2 separate regions of the Mus musculus genome follow, and region 1 is linked to region 2. The links are chromatin loops, found by intact Hi-C in ENCODE. Cell type or tissue: heart. All regions are shown on one strand. Each heading gives the region's core, and the rest is flanking DNA. Links, peaks and the distances in the headings are about the cores only.

What was found. Hi-C counts contacts between places; a loop is a spot of excess contacts. Peaks named below come from ENCODE experiments on the same cell type or tissue, not always from the same donor. Only the 100,000 strongest peaks of a DNase experiment are listed, where the experiment ranks them.
Region 1: it touches region 2 in a loop (1.8-fold over the local background); 2 of 42 quality-filtered maps call a loop at or near these places.

What each region holds. Positions count from the first base shown.
Region 1 is chr10:24,471,513-24,482,158 of GRCm38, forward strand. All of the region lies in intron 3 of Gm15270 (predicted gene 15270), which reads right to left. Among named protein-coding and RNA genes, the nearest start is that of Gm40615, 16 kb to the left of the region's middle. In heart, for the core only: no CTCF peak of the experiment used is centred there; no DNase peak of the experiment used is centred there; H3K27ac peaks cover 1,502 bases.
Region 2 is chr10:24,403,796-24,414,441 of GRCm38, forward strand. All of the region lies in intron 3 of Gm15270 (predicted gene 15270), which reads right to left. Among named protein-coding and RNA genes, the nearest start is that of Gm40615, 52 kb to the right of the region's middle. In heart, for the core only: a CTCF peak has its summit at 6,365 (motif pointing right); no DNase peak of the experiment used is centred there.

The DNA of each region.
Region 1 (10,646 bases), core at 3,349-8,348, 68 kb after region 2:
AGATATTGGCACCCAGGTTGACACCACAACATTGAAATATATACAGCAATTTGGATTATAAGGAGTTCTAGACATGACATGGTAAAAGTTCAAAAGAACTCTTTGAGATTGAAGATTTGCAAGAAGAGAGAGGAGCTGCCATGTGGACGCACCTCCCTGTCTCTGCCTCTTATTCATTTCCCTGGCTAAGACCCAGGCATTTCACAAGCCCAATGATGACCTATGCCCTACTGTTCTAACAGATGTAGCAAAATTCCAGTGCCATGAAAAATGATTTAGTGAGCTAGCTTTCAACCTCACAACAAAAATCTGATCAATATCTTGATAAACATTGGGAAGTTTACATAAAACAAACGAAAAAAAATCTTTTAGTCATTTTATTGAGTTTTCTTAGCTTATCATCCTACTCTTTTTTATCATTAAATGATCTCACTAACGTATCTTTAAAATGCCTGTGACTTCCACAGGATCTTATTTTTCTATTCATAATCCCTTTCTAGGTCAAGCATTTTACACTGTCAAACACTTTAGATTGGAGGCAGGTATTTTAAAGGGGAGAGGGTGACTAAGAGTACCCCGTAAGTCAGTTCTGCACTTCTGGAAAAATGGAATAAGCATGTTGACTTTTGTTGTTTGTCTTTGCATTTTGGTCATTATCATAGCTCTAACATGGTATTTTGGAAAACAACCTCTTTCTTTTCAACAGCATTTAGTAAGTTATCAACATTCCATGAAAATACTAAAAATTAAATGTTCTCTCTCTGTGTCTCTATGTCTCTCTCTCTCTCTCTCTCTCTGTGTGTGTGTGTGTGTGTGTGTGTGATGTATGTGATGCTTATACTGTGTGCATGAGGGTGTGTACACAGAGACCAGAGAAGAGCATTTGATATTCTACCCTATATCTGTCCATCTTACTGCTTTAAAACAGGGTCTCACCAAGAATGGAGCAAAGGCTGAAGCTAGCAAGAGGCAGCATCCTTCTGTTTTTACCCACTATAGGACAGGGGTTAGATTCATGTGTGCATGAAGCACACCCAGCCTTCTTTTATTACAGGAGCACTGAGGATTTGAAGTAATGGGTTCATGTTGATGCAGCCAGAACTCATACTTACTGAAGCCACCTCTCCAGCTTCAAGCCAAACATTTTTTGTTTTGTGTTATAATGGCCCTGGTGCATTGAATGTATGCATAGGATGTTTATGTTGGTTTTTTAAAAGATCCAATCCTTAATAGTAGGAAAATGACTCTTACGTTGTCTTCTCAAATGATGTGCATCTTACTTTATTTTAATTCTAACTTAAAAGAGACTAAATTCTCTCCCTGGAGAGAGGCTTGCTGCCTACCATAAGCATCTTTCTTCTTTAGTCTTCATAGGGGGATCTTCACAAATCTCACAGTGAAGTTTAGGCTTCACTGGAAGGAGAAGACTGAAGTGAAGAATCACAAGAGACATGAGTCCAGTCACCCCGAATTCCTGAGTCCTCTTGGCTGTTGTCTTTCTCCAAGGTGTAGTAGCAAGGCTCCCACTATAACCCAGCTTGAGTGAGAACACTGTTTTAATTTGTTGTCTTCCCGTGAGGTCCATACTTACCCTGATGAGCAAAGGCACCCTGGGTGCGTGTTAGAGTCACTGGCCTCCCGGGAGCTGAGTTCAGAATCCATGGGCTTCTGTTTGCCTTGCCTACTCAGTCTGCCTCTTGGGGTTGTTCATTTTCTCTCAAGCAACAGGGCTTTTAGAAACCATGACAACATTATCAATGGATACACAGTGGTGAGAGATATAAACAGGTTTGATATTGTGGGTGGATTGTGGAAGGTGGTTTGGGGTGGGAGGTGATTACATGGGTCTAGAACATGACCAGCATTCATACTGCAAAATATAGGAAAGCATTTCAGGAAAACGAAGCAGAAAGAATCGCAGCCTAATACGAAGTCAGTTGGGAGAATGATTTTGGACCTTCTCTTTGAGATGTAGGGTGTCTAGACACGGGGCAAGTCTAAGATGAGGCTGTATAACAGCAAAGGTGGATAGCTGACTCAAAATACTTGTTAAGAATCTCCCCTTACCAAAGAAGGCAACTTCCTTATCTTTTGTGGGAAAACCGTCAAAGATTAAACAGAGAAAGGACAAATGAGAACTCCGGCATCATTGTTATCCCATGTTTGGGTTTTAGGGCTGCTATGATGGTTGCTATGCACAACAACTGCCTTAAGCAGAACAGTTGAGATATAAAGTGACCGATGGAGGTTTTGAGAATATTAGGCCAGAAACGGAGCCTGGTCTCGAAACAAAGAATGTTCTTTTCATTGGAGTCTGGGGATGTGTTCATGCCTTGGAGTTACAGTTTCCCACTGATATAGAAAGAAGTCAGGAACACCAGAATGAGGGTAGAGGCCTGGGGACTGTAGCTCAAGATCTAGACTAAGTAGGTAAGGCCAAACAAGATCCATCCATTCATAGAGTCTGTTTTCTACAATCTACCACATTCAGGAATCCATTCCCAACATATAGGGTTTTTTTGAGTGTGCTATTCCATTCATAGCAGCACATCTTCATGCTTGCATATCATGAAAGATTTCTTTCATGATACACGGGGTAGGTTTGACAGTGCACACCTGGCATTCTCCCGGAGGGTAAAATTCATTCCTGCTTTCCCCAGCTGTTCTCCGTTCACACTCAAAGAGAACAACTCATCAGATAACACTCACCTGCTAATTCTGTGAGTCATACCTATTAATTTTGCCTATCTAACAGGAGGCAAAATTAGCCTTTAATTTGAAATGAGATGTGCATTTTAAAAGACTTTTGAGAGATAAAGCAGCAAAGTCTTGGGAGCAAAGTACCCCAGGAAGATGTCTAAAGAGATGGTGCAAAACCTTTGACAACCTTATAGTTTGCAGTTTGGGAATTACTCCAAGCTCCTGGGCATTTAGAGAGTCTCTGTCTCTGCACCATTTGAGCTCTGATGAGGCCCATCTACTGGCATCAGGAGCCTGCAGAGGCTGGCTAGGTATCTCAAGAAAATAATCAGTGTGGAAAAAAACATGGCACTGTCAGCTTCTAAATGGGAAATTGGATCACATTTAGACACTAAGCTATAGAATAAATAGAAATTGGTGAGTGATATTCATTTGACATTTATCTAATATTGTCATGACTTGCAAACTTAAGCTGTTTTCCTTGTACAAATGCTGTTGTCTCATCAAAGTAGGACTGCTTTGGGGTGAATAGGAAGGCCTCTCTGAAGGCGATATAACCCCTGACAGCAAAATTGCAAATAGCATTAGTTCTAGGCAAACAGTATCCTACCTCGGAAATGAATATTTATTTTGCAAAAGTATCTAGTCTTCCTTAACTCATTTGGCTTTTACTCTAGCAAACTGTGGGCTAAAAATATAAGTCACTACTATATTAAAGTAAGATTTAGCAAAGTAAAGGGTTATCTCTAAGAAATAATTTCATTATCCAGATTTATTGTACTGTTTTAGATGATAAAGTATATGTTTTGGGTGGTATTTAGTGACTGTGTAGGCACCTAGAGTCCACTATCAGTTCTGAGTCTAAGGGGCCAGAGAGAGATGATTTATCCGTGTAGACTTGGTACCTGTGTAAGTAAAATGGGAGGAAGATAGCAAGAAGGGAAGGTGAAGAAAGTAGAGTCAGAACAGTCAGAGTTTCTTCAATATGAGTCCCAATGTATGCTCTGAACACATCCTATGCTCTCAGCCTCATGCTACAGGTGCCTTGAAGGGACAACCATGTTAGAAAGATTGACAGACATTCGACTGCAAACCCATACCACAGGAGCTTGATAAATCCAGATAAATCCAGAAGTTTTTGTTTTGTTTTCTGGGTTTGGTTTAGAGATGTAATCTAGTCAAGTAACCAAAGATGGCCTTGACATCCTTGTCCCCCGTGTCTGACTTCTGACTTCAAGTGTGTGTGACCTTGACTGGCTGGTATACACACGCCTTCGTACATCATCCTCACAGCAATCCGAGTACCTCATGTTGAGTAGGACCAGTATCTTAATATGTTCCTTTAGTCATATTGCTCCGCATTCGCTTTTTCTGCTTCTTTGCAAAATTTTTCAGTGGAATATGGTTCTCTTAAAAATGACCTTTCAATTGCATATGCACAACCATGTTTATATGAATTGTTAAGGGTTGAATCTGGAATGGTCCTAGAGGCTTATGTTTTAAATATTTGTGTCCCATTCTGTGGGAATATTTTAGAAGTCTCGGGTTTAGCCAATTTTTTTTTAATGCTGTGGTAAAACCATAGCTGAGGCAACTCACAGGGAGATGGATTTACTTGGGCTGTGGTTCTAGAGAGATGACTGCATTACCACTGGAGGGGGAAAGGGTAGTGCAGGCAGGAATAGGGACTAGAGCTGCAAGATAAGAGCTCATGTCTCAGATCTCAAGCAGGAAGCAGAGAGAGTGAACTAGGAATGATGTGTGGTTTTTAAAACTTCAAAGCCCACTTCTAGAAGCACAGTTTCTCCAACAAAGCCACACTACACAATCCTTCCCAAATAGTACCACCAATCAGGAGCTAAGCATCCAAATGCTGAGACTAGAGGGAATATCTCATCCAAACCACCACGCTCTGCAACCTTGAGGAGAAAGATCACTAAAGGCAGAGCCTGGAGACTCCGATGCTTATGTAGCTCCATGCGTTCTGGTCTTCCTGCTGTGAACAGTCTCTTCCACAGACTTCTGCTGTGTTTCCTGCCTCATGGACTGAAGCCCTCATCAGCCCTGGTCCAGAATGAAACTGTCTGTCTCCATTTACATTGTAAGCATTATAATCATAGGATCACAAAAGGAACTAATGTCCATTCTTTCAATATTTTAGAGTTTTTAAATAATATGTAAGCTTAATTTAGTTTTAACTTGATTCATACAGTGTAGAACTCACCCTTTTAAGGAATTCCACCAAATTCCTTTTAGTATTGTCAGAGTTGTGCAACCATCAACCATAACCAACCACAGCATAGTACAATTTTCCTGTGATTTGATTTATACTTGTCTCTTAAACAAATAATGCTAAATCTCAAAATAACCCTCTTTAAGAAAATAACAGAATTTCAGAGCCAGAAGCAAACTGTCACCTATACAGTCTAGAAATACAATTTACATAAATCCTGCAGCCAGGGTGTAACAGACTCATAATTCTAGGCCCTGAGACTAATACCAAAGATAACAGTCATCCATACAACTCGATAAGAGCCTATTTGTACTAGCTCCCTTCATAAAGAACACAGATCCATTTAAGTCTTCCAAAACTTCATTATGAAAAACAGATGCAGGAGCAGTGCCTCAGTCAGCGTTCCACTTGACTCACAGGAATGAAGCCCTGAGTTTCAGACTCTCGGGACCTATGTAAAAACCAGAGCGGTGCAGAACCTGTAACACCAGGCATGGCATTGACAACGGAGGTAGATATAGGCAAGTCCTGGAGTTCACTAGCCATCCAGCCTAGCCTATCTGGTGAAGTTCAGAACAATGGAAAACACTGCTTTAAACCAAGAGCAGAAGGAACCCCAGGAATGGCCTGTGCAATTGGTTTTTTGGCCCTTGCACATTCACACAGCTGCATCGGCAAATACAACAGGGGGGGAGGGGGAGGGGGAAAGAAGGGGAAGAGGGAGAGGAAAGGGAAGGGGGAGCGGGAGATACACAAGACCTAATAAGCTTAACATGTGACCAATAGAATTATAAAGTCATGCGTTAAAGTGTTTTGTTGGTGCAATGACAGAAATCAGCGTTATTTCAGGTAATAGAAGCCAATGGTCAAAAATATGTATTTTAGATTTGTATAGGTCTTTTAAAAGACTTACTTTTCACCTTTAAAATGGAAGTAATAGTATTTACACCTCTTAGAGGTTAGAGAGGATCCTCACGCTTCTATGCCTATTGTGGAGTCAGTTTGCAGCTGATGTAATACATTATGCAATTCATAACATGAAGCATCATTAGGGAAATTCATTCGCCTCCTTAGACATCTGAGCATTCTCACTTTTAACCCTAGTGAGCATCCTCAACTTAGTGATCAACTTTCTTGCTTGCTTCTGACAAGGTCTTTCTACATAGCCCCAGCCTGCTTGGCATTCACTACACAGTCTACATTTGAAACTCATTTAAGTATTTAAAGTAATATCTAATTCTATGACAATTGGAAGTACATTGAACCACGTCCATGTACATTATTTTGTTTGATATATTTAAGCATAAAGAAGAACCCCAAGTTTGATGGAGATTTCCCTTCCCCTTCCCGTCCTTTCCCTTCCCCTTCCCGTCCTTTCCCTTCCCTTTCCTTCGCTTCTCTTGCTATGCCAAAGACCTGACAAATGAGAGTAAAGAAAAGAACCTGAGGTCCCAACTTTATAACGAGCTGATATGAATCCAGGCACTAACTGCTTTCTAATGGCGGTCTGGTGTCTTCCCTGGGGTTAAATGAAAAAAGGGTCCCTTTCTCTTGTGTCTGGTGTAGATAGAGCCAGTGATGAGAACTATCTTGTACAGCAGTGTGTAGTCACACAGAGAGCTGCTGGGACATGGTTTCTTCTAAAGGAGAGCTCAACATGTCAATGGGAATGAAGACTTTTATAGAAAGAAAAAAGTATATTCTATATATCCTATTTCTGATAATAAGCCAAGTTCCAGATTTGTAAGAACAGGCTACTCTAATCAGGCCAGGTCTCATAGTATCAAATGTTTACAAAATTCAAGGAAAACCTTTCACTATTAAAGATTCCTGTAGTCTACCATTGTGCCTAAGCCAGTATGTTTGCCTATTGTATACAGCAGCACCATCATCCTTTTAAACTGAGAGAACCTTTTCTTTATTGTACTAAGGAGCCACTAAACCACCTAGCTCTCCCTAGCTGCTGCAGGAAACCCAGATCCAGCAGATGGAATGACCAGGACATTGGTACCATGGCACCAATACCATACCAACATTTCCCTTGTCATCTTTGCTTTTAATTGACATTTCTCAATGAAAGTTACCCTTGGGCCGGGAGACAGGAAGGCAGAAGAAACGGTTGTGTTGCTAGTATAAGTGTCCATGGTAGTAAGCAAGGTAGTTGCATTCTGTCTATGTTAGACAAGGTAACTTGATTATGTGCCTGACTCATTTCTCCTCCTAAAGAAGACTTTAAGTTGTGGACTTTGCTCTCTATGGCTGTTTGCTGAGGCTGAGTGTTGCTCTGAGGCCAAGGCTGGCTTCCAACTCTAGCTGATCCAGTGCTTCAGCCTTCTGAGCTCTGCAATTACTCACCTCTGTGTTCTGATCCCAGCCATCTGAAACATCATGATGTTCAGTGTGAACTCTCCTCTACCTTACCTCTTGAACAAGCAGAACAGTCTATCTGCACTCACACAAGGCTCAGACACTACTATGCCCCAGTAAGGATTTCTGAAGTCGGAGTGCTCAAGGGCTGAGAGGTAGCACACAAGAGCATTTAGAGCCCCTCAGGCACTTTTCCATGAACCCACAGCATGACAGTGTGATTCCAGCTCTGTTTACTCTTGGGGCACTGAAGTAAACCTGCCGAGTTCAGCGGCAACGCAAGGAAGACCATCTTTTTCACTTCACCATGTATGGTTTCCATCCCGCTCCTTCCATCTCTAGGCCACATGTTGTTCCTGAGATAGGTTCTCCCAGGCTTGCCACGGGGTCACCTCTACCCCGAAAGGGAATGCACACTTGTTGGGAAAAGGCACATAGAGATTCTACCCACTCGCTCTCGAGCAGCCTCGATTCTGAGTACCGCTCTGAAAGGTTGAATATCTCCTCTGCTGTTATAAATAGAGTCTGATGTCTGCCCTGGCGTTCACTGGGAAAGAATGCAAACAGTCCCAGGAATGAATTCTCAGGAAGGCTGCTCTGCCTGGTAAAGAGCTATTTTACTTTACATGACAACATCATCTTCCAGATACGGCGAAGACCTTACATTTTTAGCCTGTGAGTTTCTCACCCTTAGTAATGACGTTCCACATGAGGTTGGCGGGCAAGAGGGAGGGGGCGGGGGCACGTAGGCGGGAAGGGAAGAGTAAAAAAAATGTGCTGAACAATGCCTTTCTTCCTCAGTTGGTCTTTAAAGGAATACTCACCATTTTTTTAAATTTTTTATTAAATATTCTCTTTATTTACATTTCAAATGTTATCCCCTTTCCTAGTTTCCCCTCCAAAAATCCCCTATCCCCTCCCCTCTACCCCCTGCTAACCAACCCACCCACTCCCACTTCCTGGCCCTGGCATTTCCGTACACTGGGGCATAGAGCCTTCAAAGGACCAAGGGACTCTTCTCCCATTGATGACCGACTAGGCCAGTCTCTGCTACACATGCAGCTGGAGCCATGAGTTCCACCATGTGTTTTCTTTGATTGGTGGTTTAGTCCCAGGGAGCTCTGGGGGTACTGCCTTCTTGCTACATTCTCTAGCACCATATAACATTCATGTAAACTCTATTTTCACGTGAAGGTTATTATTCAAATAAATATCTATCATGTAAAGAATATCCAGGACCTTAACAGCACAAACCAAAATTCTGCTAGAGACACAGCACTGAGTCCAAAGATTCAAAAGACTCTTGGTTTTTGTGAACGTGTTCCTCTTCTGCCACACAAGGGAGCAAGGGAGTGAAGAAAGGTCTGCATGACTATGTAGACAGTCATTACTTTCAGTTGCAACAAGACAACTTTGGACATAAAACATGAAGATGACACAGCTGGAAAATGTGCAGCTTCCCATAAGATGTCAGTACATACAGAGGGGATTTTGAGATTTGGATTTCAGAACCCAGAAATATTTATCTTTCCTGTAACTAGATCAGAAGATACTGGGTCAGACATTAAGCTTCTTAATTGTGGTATCAAAACATGGCTCTCCAGGATTCCAGCAGCTTCAAAGTGGAGATAGCTTGAAATCCAGTGGCTTGTGACTGTGACCTCCCACTTCTGAGTGGCTGCACTTTGTTTATTCAACTGAATTCCTAGTGCTAGAATCGGAAAGCTGGATTCTGTGTGATTTCTGAATTAATATATGTAGTTATTCTAAATCCTTTGAATGGCAAAGAACTATGTTCAGAGACGTCCATCTACGGGCACGGAGAGTGTCATGATGCACATATGAGGACCCGAGTTCAGATCCCATCATCATCCATCTAAAACTCCAGGTGTGATAGCACCAGCTGCTGGGCTGAAGTGAGAGGAGCAGATGTGGGGTTCCCTGGGCAGACAGCATAGACAAAACATGAAGCCCCATGTGTCTCAAAAAGATGAAGTGAAATGATTGGTTCAGGAGACATCTGCCATCGATTTCTGTCTTCCATACCCAGATGCATTGGCAAGTGTATACACACACACACACACACACACACACACACACACACACACACACACACACTGAGAGAGAGAGAGCAATCTACAAAAAATGTCTAGACATAGAAAAAATGTGGCTAGGTGCTGTCTGTTTCAGGAGTATACTGTGAGGAACATTTTTTGTAGTCTGGCCCACATCTGTAATTAGAATAAGAGTTTTATATAGAGTAATAGAGTAATAACAACAACGAGTTTTCTAAACTCATGATAAGAAATGATCGGAACAGAGTATAGCTATGGAATCATAAAACATTCCAAGTGTTCCTACCAGCTTAACCCTTGACTGTGACAATCAAACCAAAGCTACTTGCATACATTTATTTAAGGCTCATAGAGTGTCTAAATATGTTTATTGTAAACTGAATCTTCTAAGCAACTTTTTCTTTTTTATGAGAATGTCTATACTTATGCTTAACTCTAATAGAGTTCAGTAGCTGTCCAAAGCAGCAGTTAAATGCCTTTTTAGTTGACCTTGCTCCTGTAAGAATATGTGCTAATATAGCTAAGCATCTTTAATCTCAATGTATTTTTCAAAGAATTCAAGGCTGATTTATTTCAACTCCTTAGCATTTTCCCGGATGCTTATAGATCCAGCCTCGGCCACCTTTCTCCTGGTAAGTCAATTACTCATCCAGGATATATCATCTACCACCAAAAACATATATAAAATAGAAATATGTTTTGTGCTGCCAGAGGGGCTTGTACACACTGGGCAAATGCTGGCCCATTGCCCTACACCTCTTCCATAGACAGATTCTGATAATAATGTGAATATCATGGCATCCATGGTGCTAACCTAACTGCCTAGCAAGTCTAAATACAAGAGAATTTAAAATTAAATGATCTTAACCCATTTTCTTTTGAAAGAGAACAAGACAGCTCAAATTGCAGAGAGTTCGAAACAGAACCTGAAGTTGGAGTTTGAAGTGGCCCGGAAACACTCTTGAGATTTAATCTACCTTTTGCCATGCTTTTGAAAAAAAAAAAAAAAAGAAATATTTTTGACATAGGTTTTCTTGTGAAAGGTAGGCAGGGATCATTTCAAACCTAAATAATGACTCTTCTAAAATTCTAAATCAGAGAACTAAATTTCCTCCAGATGGTACTTTCCTGGCAGATGGCTGCTGTGATGTGTCCCATCTGAAGGTGCAGTTTGAGGGCACACGGGGTCTCAAGACTACACTGACTTTCCAGTCAGTCCTGAACAGTATTACAGCTAAGCAGATTGGTCTCAGTGCTAATACCCATGTCAC
Region 2 (10,646 bases), core at 3,335-8,334:
TCATTCCAAGCATCTATATGATAGCTCTATATGGACCTATAACCCCAGCTCCCGGAAACTTCAAGCCTATTCCAAACTGGACACAACAGGTACAGATATGCTTCATAGGCATTCCCGCAGGCAAAACATCCATACACTTTAAGTTTTGTTTTGTTTTTTAGTTTAGTAATTTTAATTTTCTTTCAGTTGCATTTTTCAATTAAAATATTATTTCATTTGTATATAGTATATGTGTGCTCATGTGTGCCGGGGCCCAAGGGTATGGAGATAAAGAGGACTTGAAGGGTCAGTTCTTTCCTTCCACCATGTAGGGCACAGAAATAGAACTTAGACTTTTCAGTCTGGGCAGAAACCAAGTTTACCTGCAAGTCCATTTTGTGGTCCTCTTTTGCATTTGTTGTTTAAGATTTCCATTTACTTACTGGCCCTTTGATCTGTGTTAATCTAATTACCCACTAAAGTTTTAATTTTATAATTTTAATCACTGAAAATTGTAGTTCATAGAAATATGCCTGATACTTAACATTTTTATCTTTTGTTATTTAAACATTTTATGCTCATATTTAACATCACATATTTTTGATGTCTAGTTCTTTAAATCTCTGACTAACATTTTTTGTTTTGGTTAACTTTCATCAAGTAAAGTGGGTGTCTTTTGGGTTGATATTCAGTCAGACCACATTTGACTGAGAAAGTATTTCAAGCTTCTAAGGCCCTGACAATCTTCCAGAGAAGATTAATACAAATATAAGACACGTTCTTGTCAAGAAGAAATGACTAAAAACTTATAGATAATGCTACGAAGTAGTGACTCTGATTTTTGTTAACCATATTGTGTTTTGGAATTGGGCAGGTTAAGTCGTGATCGTATGGCATCAATGTCATTGTTTAATATAAAGTAGATTCTATAGAAGATTTACCAAAGGCTTGTGGTGATTAGGATGCTACCAGCTCAAGCTATTTTCAGTGAAGTTATAATATTCAGTGGAACCTTAGAAAAGGTTAATCATTGCAAGAATGGTGGTTAACCACAATCCCACACAAGAAATACAGTACAAACTCGTGTATATATTTCTATAAGATCCAATCACAAAACTATTTTTAAAAAAAAAAGGTCACATATTTAAAATCACAATGAGAAGACTGAAATCTTTTAATTCCACAGAAAATCCCTTTGCTCTTTTTTTCTAAAGCAGCAAGCATACAGCTCTGTCCCAGTCTTAGTTCTATCCTGAACCTCAAAGGAGAGCTCGGTTGCTTGGAAACAGCTGTCTCAGCTCTGTGCCATTATACATAAGGCATCTAATTAAACACCTGTTATGTCCAGTAGGCTCCTCTTTCAGGTAACTTCCCCAGGAAAGTTACATCCACACTGTAGTGGATGCGTGATAGCATAATCCTGGAATCCCAGCACTTCGAGGCAGATGCAGGAGGATGACTTGAAGTTTGAGGCCAGTCTGGTCTGGATAGGGAGTTCTGCTGTAGTTCTGGCTACAAAGGGAGAAACCTGTTTCAAACCGAATTAACCAAACTGAAAGCACAAAAGGAAAAGGAAGCAGGTGTGAGAGGCCCAGGATAGATGTCCTTTCACAGCAGGAGGTAAGGCAGTCCTGGTAAACCTGTTTGGTATACTCATTTTTGATGTTTACTATTAGAACAAACTCGGAAAAATGCTTAAATTAAGCAAATTCACATTTAGTTCTAGAGAAAGGAAATTATCCAGAGGAAGTGTCACAGAGAAATCAGTGCACCAGGAATCACTGTGTTGTGTTTTGTTTTGTTACTAATTCACATCCGGATTACATCCCCCTCCTTTCTTTCCTCCTAGTCCCATTCTTACAAATCCCTACACCCATTGCCCCCTCCCTTATCCTCAGAGAAGTGGATTCCACACCTTGTGTACTACTCCACTCTGAGGGATCTAGTGGAAAAAAGAAAGCAGCTTCAATAAATGGTGATGGTCTAATAATTGGATGTCTGCGTGTAGAAGAATGGGAGTAGACCCATATTCACCACTCTGCACAAAACTCAAGTCCAAGTGGATCAAAGAGCTCAACATAAAACCACACACACTAAATCTAATAGAACACAAACCGTGGAATAACCCTGGACTCACTGGTACAGGACACAACTTCCTGAACAGAACACTCACAGCTCAGGCTCTAAGATCAACAACTGATAAATGGGACCTCATGAAAGCAAAAAAAAAAAAAAAAAACTCTGTAAGGCAAAGGAGAATGTCAATAGGACAAACAGAAAAATTGGGAAAGGATCTTCATTAACACTACATCTGACAGAGGGTTAATATTTAAAATGTATAAAAATTCAAGGATCGCTGGTCTTTAATAAAACTCTCACCTCTAAGGAAGGGACAGATTATGGCCCAATATATTTAAGTGTATTTGTGTATAGTATATGTCTGTGCTAAGGAACAGTTCACCAAAGCTCACTCACATTTTGGCCTATCTTGGGAGAAAAAACATTGACTGTCTTATCTGGACCACCTCATTGAGGATCTCTGTTTTTTAAGAAAATGAGTGAGAGATGGTGTTTCCCACTAGAACAAAAAGTCTGCCATGTTTGCTGCCTATTCACATAAAGTCAATGTCTCCCTCCAGGGGAAGGGAATAAAAGAAGAGATAGTGTTATTTTCTATTTAAAATTTATATTTTGCAGGCATAGAGATCTAGAAGGAAAACCACCTTGTATACTTGCTCCATCTGGACCCATCTTTGTCATTTCCTCAAGGTTTGGGGGACAAAGAAAAGTCTCAGAAGGAGGCTGGTGTCTGTGGCCTTCATTGGGCTACAGTAGTCTTTCAGCTTTCACTTAGTAGGCGCTCGTCATGCTTTGCATCGACAAAATGGTAGACTAGATTGTTAGCTTGCAGGATAGATAATCCTACTTGTCAACTTGCCAAACCTGGGAAGAAGAAACCTCAACTGAGATACTGTCTCCATCAGATTGTTCCGTGGGCGTGTCTATGGCAACAGTGACCTCTGATAATAAACAGGAAAATGGGGTCCTGCAGGCAAAACCAGGGCTGGCTTTAGAACAGCAATGGAGATTAAGAATGATAAACCTATTAAAGCTCTGGTTGAAAAAATAAATGTAGTTGCAAAATTATCAGATTATACAATCAAACAAACAAAAAAAGGAAGTGTCTAGCTTTTATTATTTATTATTCATGTCTTCTGAAATGCAATGCTATAACCAATAAATGTCCTAACAAGAAGATCTCCCTTCCATTTATGGAGACTCGGGAACTGATTCTCTCAGATCCCTTCCTGCACAGCCTTCAATCATTACCACACCAAACAGACAGACAGAGCTCACTGAAGGTATTGGTGGACTCTTACTGAAATAGCACTTTGAAGGGTCTGAGATGGGAACTCGGTGCTGCTATCATTGTACATCTTCCAGATGGTGAAGAATGTATTCAGGAGCAGCAGATTGAAGTAAATCATTTGGGGTCCTATGAAAATCTTTACTTTTGTAGGACTGTTCAATTACATAATGAATTGGGGGGCTGGCCCGGTGTTATTTCCTATCAATTTGCTTATTTCTGTCTTCTTTCCTTTCTTTAAATTAATTTTCTTTCTTCTTTTCTTTCTTTCTTTTCACTCTCTCTTTCTTTCTTTGTTCTTTCCTATCTCTTCATATATTTTTTAAAACAGCACCTTTTAAAACTGTTTCTCATCCTTGCTGTGGTTGCTAATGGCAACAGAAGGAATGTACTAGGGTATGATAATAATCCCCCATTAAATCTCTAGTGTTTAAAATTTAATGCTATAATTCAAGAGCTGACAAAAGCCCATTGAGTGTGTCCATAGGGAGGAAAGCCGGCCGCCCATTCTCTCAGTGGTGATGCTATAGCAACATGGAATGAATTTAGGGTCAAGGAACAACCCGTCTCCATGCTTTGTTTGCATTTCCTGGCTAAGAGTAAAATCCAAACTTATAAAGTTTGCCCAAATACCTAGTTATTTTGAGAATCAGGAAGATAACTCACCCTCTCACCATGTTGTATAACAAAAGCTGGGAGGCAGGTAAGGAAACCAGAAGCAAATGGGGAAAGACACACTAAGGAGAGCTCCAGGAAAGGATTGTCTGAGTGGCCTCATGAGGGACGCCTATGATCCACCACCCCTTCCCTGAAACTCAGCACTTCTTGCCTGGACAAATGGTGTTTTAGAACATGGAGAAGTATTACAATCTGCAAGATTCCTTTCTGAAAGGAGACAAAGGAGGACTGATGGGCAGTCCCTGTGTGTGACCCCTTATAGCGGTGCAAGACGTGGCAGAGCAGGGTGGGGTTGTTTTTTTGTCTAGCACTTTATAATGGCACTTTTGTTTCTATGGAATTTTCTGCCAGAATAAACAAGTACACCTGAATCACAATTGCCTATTGTGCAGCAGAAAGAAAAAGGAAGAATGAAGAAAAGCCCATTCCAAGAAGTTTATACCACCAACTTTTCTCTTTCGGGTTTGGTGACAAACATCCTCATATTGAGCCAGTGCTCAGGAATATAAAATAGTATATAAATAGTATATAAAATAGTATATGCTTAGGGTGTTTAGTTAGTAGAGTGTTCTAGTTAAAGACCACATTGATATGGTATCCAAAATACTAGGATGCTAGAGTTTCTAGTGCACAGCACTGGTGTAAGCATTTTAAGCAATGCAGCACAGTGGCTTTCGGACCTGCTAACTTTCATCCCCTCTTCCTGGTGCTCACGGATTCACACTTCACCAGTAAAACTCTTACCTTCCGATCATGTCAGCAAGAGCAGCACCCCAAACCTACAATTCTCCAAATCCTAATGGTAACTAGAGCTGTCTTTCAAAAACCGTACAATGTTTCTTCTCTCTTCAAAAGTCTGTGATGTCTAGAGAACCAACCTCACACTTCTCCACATGACTCTGCTCTTCCAGGGAATCCACAGTGTATACACGAGTTTTCATTTTACGGTGCTTACCACTGCCTCCCACTGTACCTAGGCAAAAGCCCCTGCCTAGAATTTTTGATTATTCTTTCCAAAGTTCAGGCCTAATTTAAATATTCCTGTTTCCATGAAAGCCTTTCATATGAATTCTTCCAGAAAATAATTCACTTTTGTTATTATTGCATTTGCTTATTATTAATTCATTGGTGTGTAAATTTGTCATCAAACTTACAAAGCAGATAAAAACAACATATAAAATGTATAAAAATACCATAAGGAAATCCACTATTTTGTACTTTGATATCACTACTAAAAATAGAAGATTAAAATTCTGTGACAGTGAATCATTGAATAATACATAGTAAATGAGCCAGCATTTGTGTGCAACAGAGGTATTAGAAAAAGAAGAGGGTGTAAGTAGAAAAAATTACTCAAAGAAATACAACTTGAACATGTCAGAGCTTTGTCTGCTCACCATTAAAAGGCTAGAACCAAATATAAAGAAAGTACAGAGGGGAACACCAGGCACATTATATTAAGCTGCTGGAAACTAAAGCTGGAGAGAACACACGTGAACCAAGAAGAAGAGGCATATGAGTTATTACCAGCCATGAGAAAGAAGGTAGACCTCTTAACAGACATGAAGAAGATGAGAAGATCGTGGAACGGTAGCTTTAAACCAACCTAAGTTCTTACTGTTTTGTCCACTGGCATGTATCCCCACCATGGACAGAAACTCGGGTACCATACCTTCCCCATCATAAAACTGAGCCAAAATAAATCCTCCCTAAACTTGCTTCTTGTCAGGCATTTAGTGACAGCCACAGGGAAAGTAGCACAGCCAGCAGCATTATCAAGCTTATATTCCCCCTGTGCCTCCATTAGCTGGTGACTATTTGAGTTTATTGTAGGATGCCATCGGGCCAGTGACACTGTCCCTATAAAGTGAGGATATAGTCAACTGGATGAAGAACCAACCTATCACATAAAAGAAAATGTTTATGAATTTTATAACTAATATACAAACAACTCAAAACAAATATGTTTTCAGTAAGTAAAGGACCAAAATGAACATTTTTTGAAGAGATATGTACAAATGGCCAACAGAGGGATGAGAAGCTGTTCATGACCATTAATCATTGGGGATTTGCAAATTGAAACCATAATGGCATCTTATCTGACACCTGTTATGACAGACATTATCCAGAAGTCGGGAGACAAATGTTGACAAGGTTTTGGAGAATAGGAAACCCTTGGGAATTGTTTGTGTGGGTAAAAATTACTGTGAACTTGTAGACAGCAGAGAAGTTCCTTATAGTTTACAGTTTTAGAACAGTGAGATACTGACGCTTGGGGCCATTCTTATTAGGAATGGTTCAGTGTTGGAAGATGCTTACTCACAACCCTGGCATCTAGCCACTAGATGTCAGTAGCATTCTCCCATGGTGTAAGGACATGGACCATGTCAGGAGGGTAGGTATCTAGGGTTCTGGAATGCCCCCTAACACTTTGCCTTATTCTGATCCAATTCTTTGACTCCTGTGCTGGTGGCATGGGCTATTTTTAATTCCATGGACAATTGTATAATCTGAGGCTCTTAAGTCAGGAAAAGTAAATCCATGTCTGGGATATTTGCCGGTTCAAATTTAATTAAAAGTCAATCGCTGCCTCTTACAGGACGGAGGAAGACCAATGCTCTCAGTTTGCTACCAGGTGGCTGGTTGGTGTCTTGAAGGAATGATGCTGTATTTGGAGTTCAGTGTCAGATTCTGTTGCCATCCTGGGTGTGTGACAGTAATAGAAATTGTACCAGCCTCAGTAAATGGAAGTTTGTGTGGTTGGGCCCCTGCAAACCCTCCATCCTCACACATGGTTACTCTGTTCATGTGCCCATTCAAACACTGGAGTCTCTGATGTCAGAGGATGGCTGACACTGACTGCTCAACTTGTCTACTCTAAAAGACTTCTTGTTTAGTGACTGTCCCAGAGTTGGTGTTCTTCCTTAGACATTAACATGAAACACAGACATCTTCATCCCATTTTTTTCCATCCTCATTCCATGACCTCAGAACTTCTGGCCCTTAATCTTTCCATCTACCTCTTGCCTAACTCTTGGTCACTTCATGGATTTGTGACGCAGATCATTTTTTTCTAAACAAAAAGAAATTCGTTGTGCTGCCACAAGAGAGACCCCCCCCACCTCTCATAGAGAGTTCATAGTGAGTTCTGTCCATCTTCATCTTGAGCTACAGCTTGCAGTCCACGCTTCCTCCTTTTCTCTCTCCATGCAGCAGATGTAGCAGAAGCATAGATAGCACTACCCACATGTTGTTGAGGAGATTCTGTGTAGTAAGTCGTGATGGCTGAGATGGCAGTGTGGGGCACCAGGATGTGCTGCTCGCTTAAGGCCTGGAATGATTGGGCTGAGCCCTGTGCATCACATACAGCTTGAATCTAATTTACTGGATTCAAATATATTTTTTCAACTTTTCATTCTTATTTTTACCATCCTAAAATGAGAGCTGGAAAACAAATCTCTTCTTCTTTTTCTTTTTTCTTTCATTTTTTTATTAGATCTTTTCTTTATTTATATTTCAAATATAATATCCCCTTTCCTGGTTTCCCCTCTGAAAACCCCCTATCCCCTCCCAGTCCCCCTGCTCACCAACCTACCCACTCCCGCTTCCTGGCCCTGGCATTCCCCTATACTGGGGCATAGAACCTTCACAGGACCAAGGGCCTCTCCTCCCATTGATAACCGACTAGGTCATCGGATCATGGGGTCCCCAATGAAGGAGCTAGAGAAAGTACCCAAGGAGCTGAAGGGGTCTGCAGCCCCATAGGAGGAACAACAATATGAACTAAACAGTACCTCCAGAGCTCCCTGGGACTAAACTACCAATCAAAGAAAACACATAGTGGGACTCATGGCTCTAGCTTCATTATGTAACAAATCTCTTCTATTTCTGCCATCCTTTGAATGTAAACCTGTTGTGGTAAATCTCCAACCCAAATAAGCCCAGGCAATAAAAACACAACTCAGTTAATATGAATACATGCTGTGCGCCTATATTGGGCAGATCTACTGCTACACTACCATCTTCCCCATATAAGAGACCCCTTATAACTTGCAGTTTCTCCAGGCCAGGTGCTTCTGCTCCACTTTCCTTCTTCCTCCTCCTCCATCATCTCTCTCTCTCTCTCTCTCTCTCTCTCTCTCTCTCTCTCTCTCTCTCTCTCTCTCTCTCTCTCTCTCCCTCCCTCCCCCTCTTTATCCACCCAATCACCAGCTCTCCAGCTCTAGCCTTTATTTATAAACTAAGGTGGGAAGCAGGTTTACAGGAAATCACCTGAGTGCTGACTCATTCCTTGTTCACAGCCCCTCACAGGAGAATGGAATTAACATCAAATATAATTAGCCCCAGGGATATCCACAACATAAACCTAATTTTGTAATTTGACTGCTACTGAATCCTGGCTTTAAGATTGAGAGATTTAGCAATAGTCTTATCCGTGAACAGCTCAAGAGACCTTTTATTACTACAGTGAACAATTGAGAAATCATTACACCCGGGTCTTCAAAGCCATAACAACCTCTCTGTAGTCACAAAGCAACGTTCTAGGCATTCTGCCTTCAGTTTCTTGTTCCAACTGGTTTCATGAAGTTTAATAAATTTCTAGTTGCTACATGTAAACTATAGGATAGAGGATTTCCACTAGAGCGTCCTTCTAAGTGAACCACCCAAGCTCTCTGGCCACACTGACAAAGAGAAACCCAAGCACATCCACACCACTTTCACTGACCACACTTGGAACCCCTAGTGTGCTCTGGTATGGTTAGGTATACAAGAAAGGAGAATCATGGCTGGGTTTTCCTAAAGCCAGACTCTGGAGTGAACTTTTCTGGTTTTGACATCTGATTAACTAAGGAAGAAAAGATTTCTGTCAAGGTATATTTGTACATGCTATGAGAGCAACTTGAGGTATTAGACATTTTGACTAGTAGTCATTACGTTTACCTGTACAATTGTCCTCATCACTATGGGTCTAACAGTTATTAGAAAAAGGAAAATTACTTTAAAAGATTTTAACAAGCTCAATCTTTGACAAAACACGTTTCTGTGTTCTTTATGATAAATGCAATTTATCTACCCCAATGCCTTTTAACTTTTATTAGAAAATTACAAATGTGGATATGGTTGTTGAAACTTCACTGTGGTATAGTGGAGGGGTGTGTGTAATAAGCAGGAAAGGCAAACCCTCTTCATGTCAAAACTCAGGAATCCACACTGAGCTGTATCTTCTAACTTACATCGCAGTCTCTAAAGCACCTGTTGTATTTCCTGATATGATGCTGAAATTGGGACATAGTAGACAACACTATATGTAACACTCTATAAACTGTTTTCCTTATTCAATGAGAGATTGTGAATATCCATCAGGTTTGTTTATTTGAACATGAATTATTTCTTAAGTGACTTAAGGCTACTAGAATTCCATCATTATTTCTAATTATGCATTATTATGAATGCTATGAATACACTTGATTATCTTTGTGCACAATCTCTGCTGCCTCAATTACTATAATGGGCACAACTGTGTCAAAGGATATGGAAGTCACAGATATTGATGAATGTTATATGTGTTTTGTATCATGTGCCTGTGGTGTATGTTCTTAGTACAGACATGTGCATGTGGGTGTATATGTTTTGGAGGCTTCAGATGATTGTCATGTGTCTTCCTCAACTGTTGGCTCTATGACTTTATTTTGAGGGGCAGAGTCTCTCACTGGTCCTCATGGATTTGTCTACACTGAATAGCCCACAGACTTCACATGCCTGTTAATTCCCAATCAATGCTGGGTTATAGGTATATGTATGTCATCATGCCTAGTTCTTTATATGAATTTTGGGGCTCTGCTCTCAAGTTGCATGTTGACAGCATGTTAGCTGTTTATTAACTGGGTCAGCTTCCCAGGATAAGAGCTTTTATATTTTTATGTTTCATGTCAAACTTTCCTTCCAAATAATCATTTCTAATTAGTGTTAGTGTTTACTGTGTGTACAACATCTTTTGCTACTGAAAGGAAATGTCACTTATCTCTTAATATGTCTAGATCTTATAAAATATTTTCAACTGAACATTCAGTATCATTTGACTACAGCTCAGCAATTTTTTTTGTTTGTTTGTTAGTTTTCGAGACAAGTTTTCTTTGTATAGCCCTAGCTGTTCTGGAACTCACTCTGGAGACCAGGCTGGCTCGAACTCAGAAATCTGCCTGCCTCTGCCTCCCAAGTGCTGGGATTAAAGGCATGCGCCACTACTGCTTGGTGTACTACATTTCTTAAGGGTTTCATTACAGAATCCAGACTAGCTTTAAACTCTTTATGTCTGTAGTCCAGGATAGGCTGGGACTCATACTCTCCCTTCCTGAGACGCTTGGATGCCACAATTACAAGCATGTGCCATGGCACCTGCCTTAACCTAGTAGGTTTTTATAGATTCACTGTGATATTACATATTGGTAATCCTGTCATGTACAAATATAGTTGTATTGTGTCTTAGGATCTAAATGTCTTTTCTTTCCATTTCTCTTCATATTATACTAACAAGGACTTTCAGCATTATTGGAGGAAGGCTTGTGAGAGCATACATACCTAGCATGTATCTGATGTTAATGGACAGAATTCAGTCTTCTGG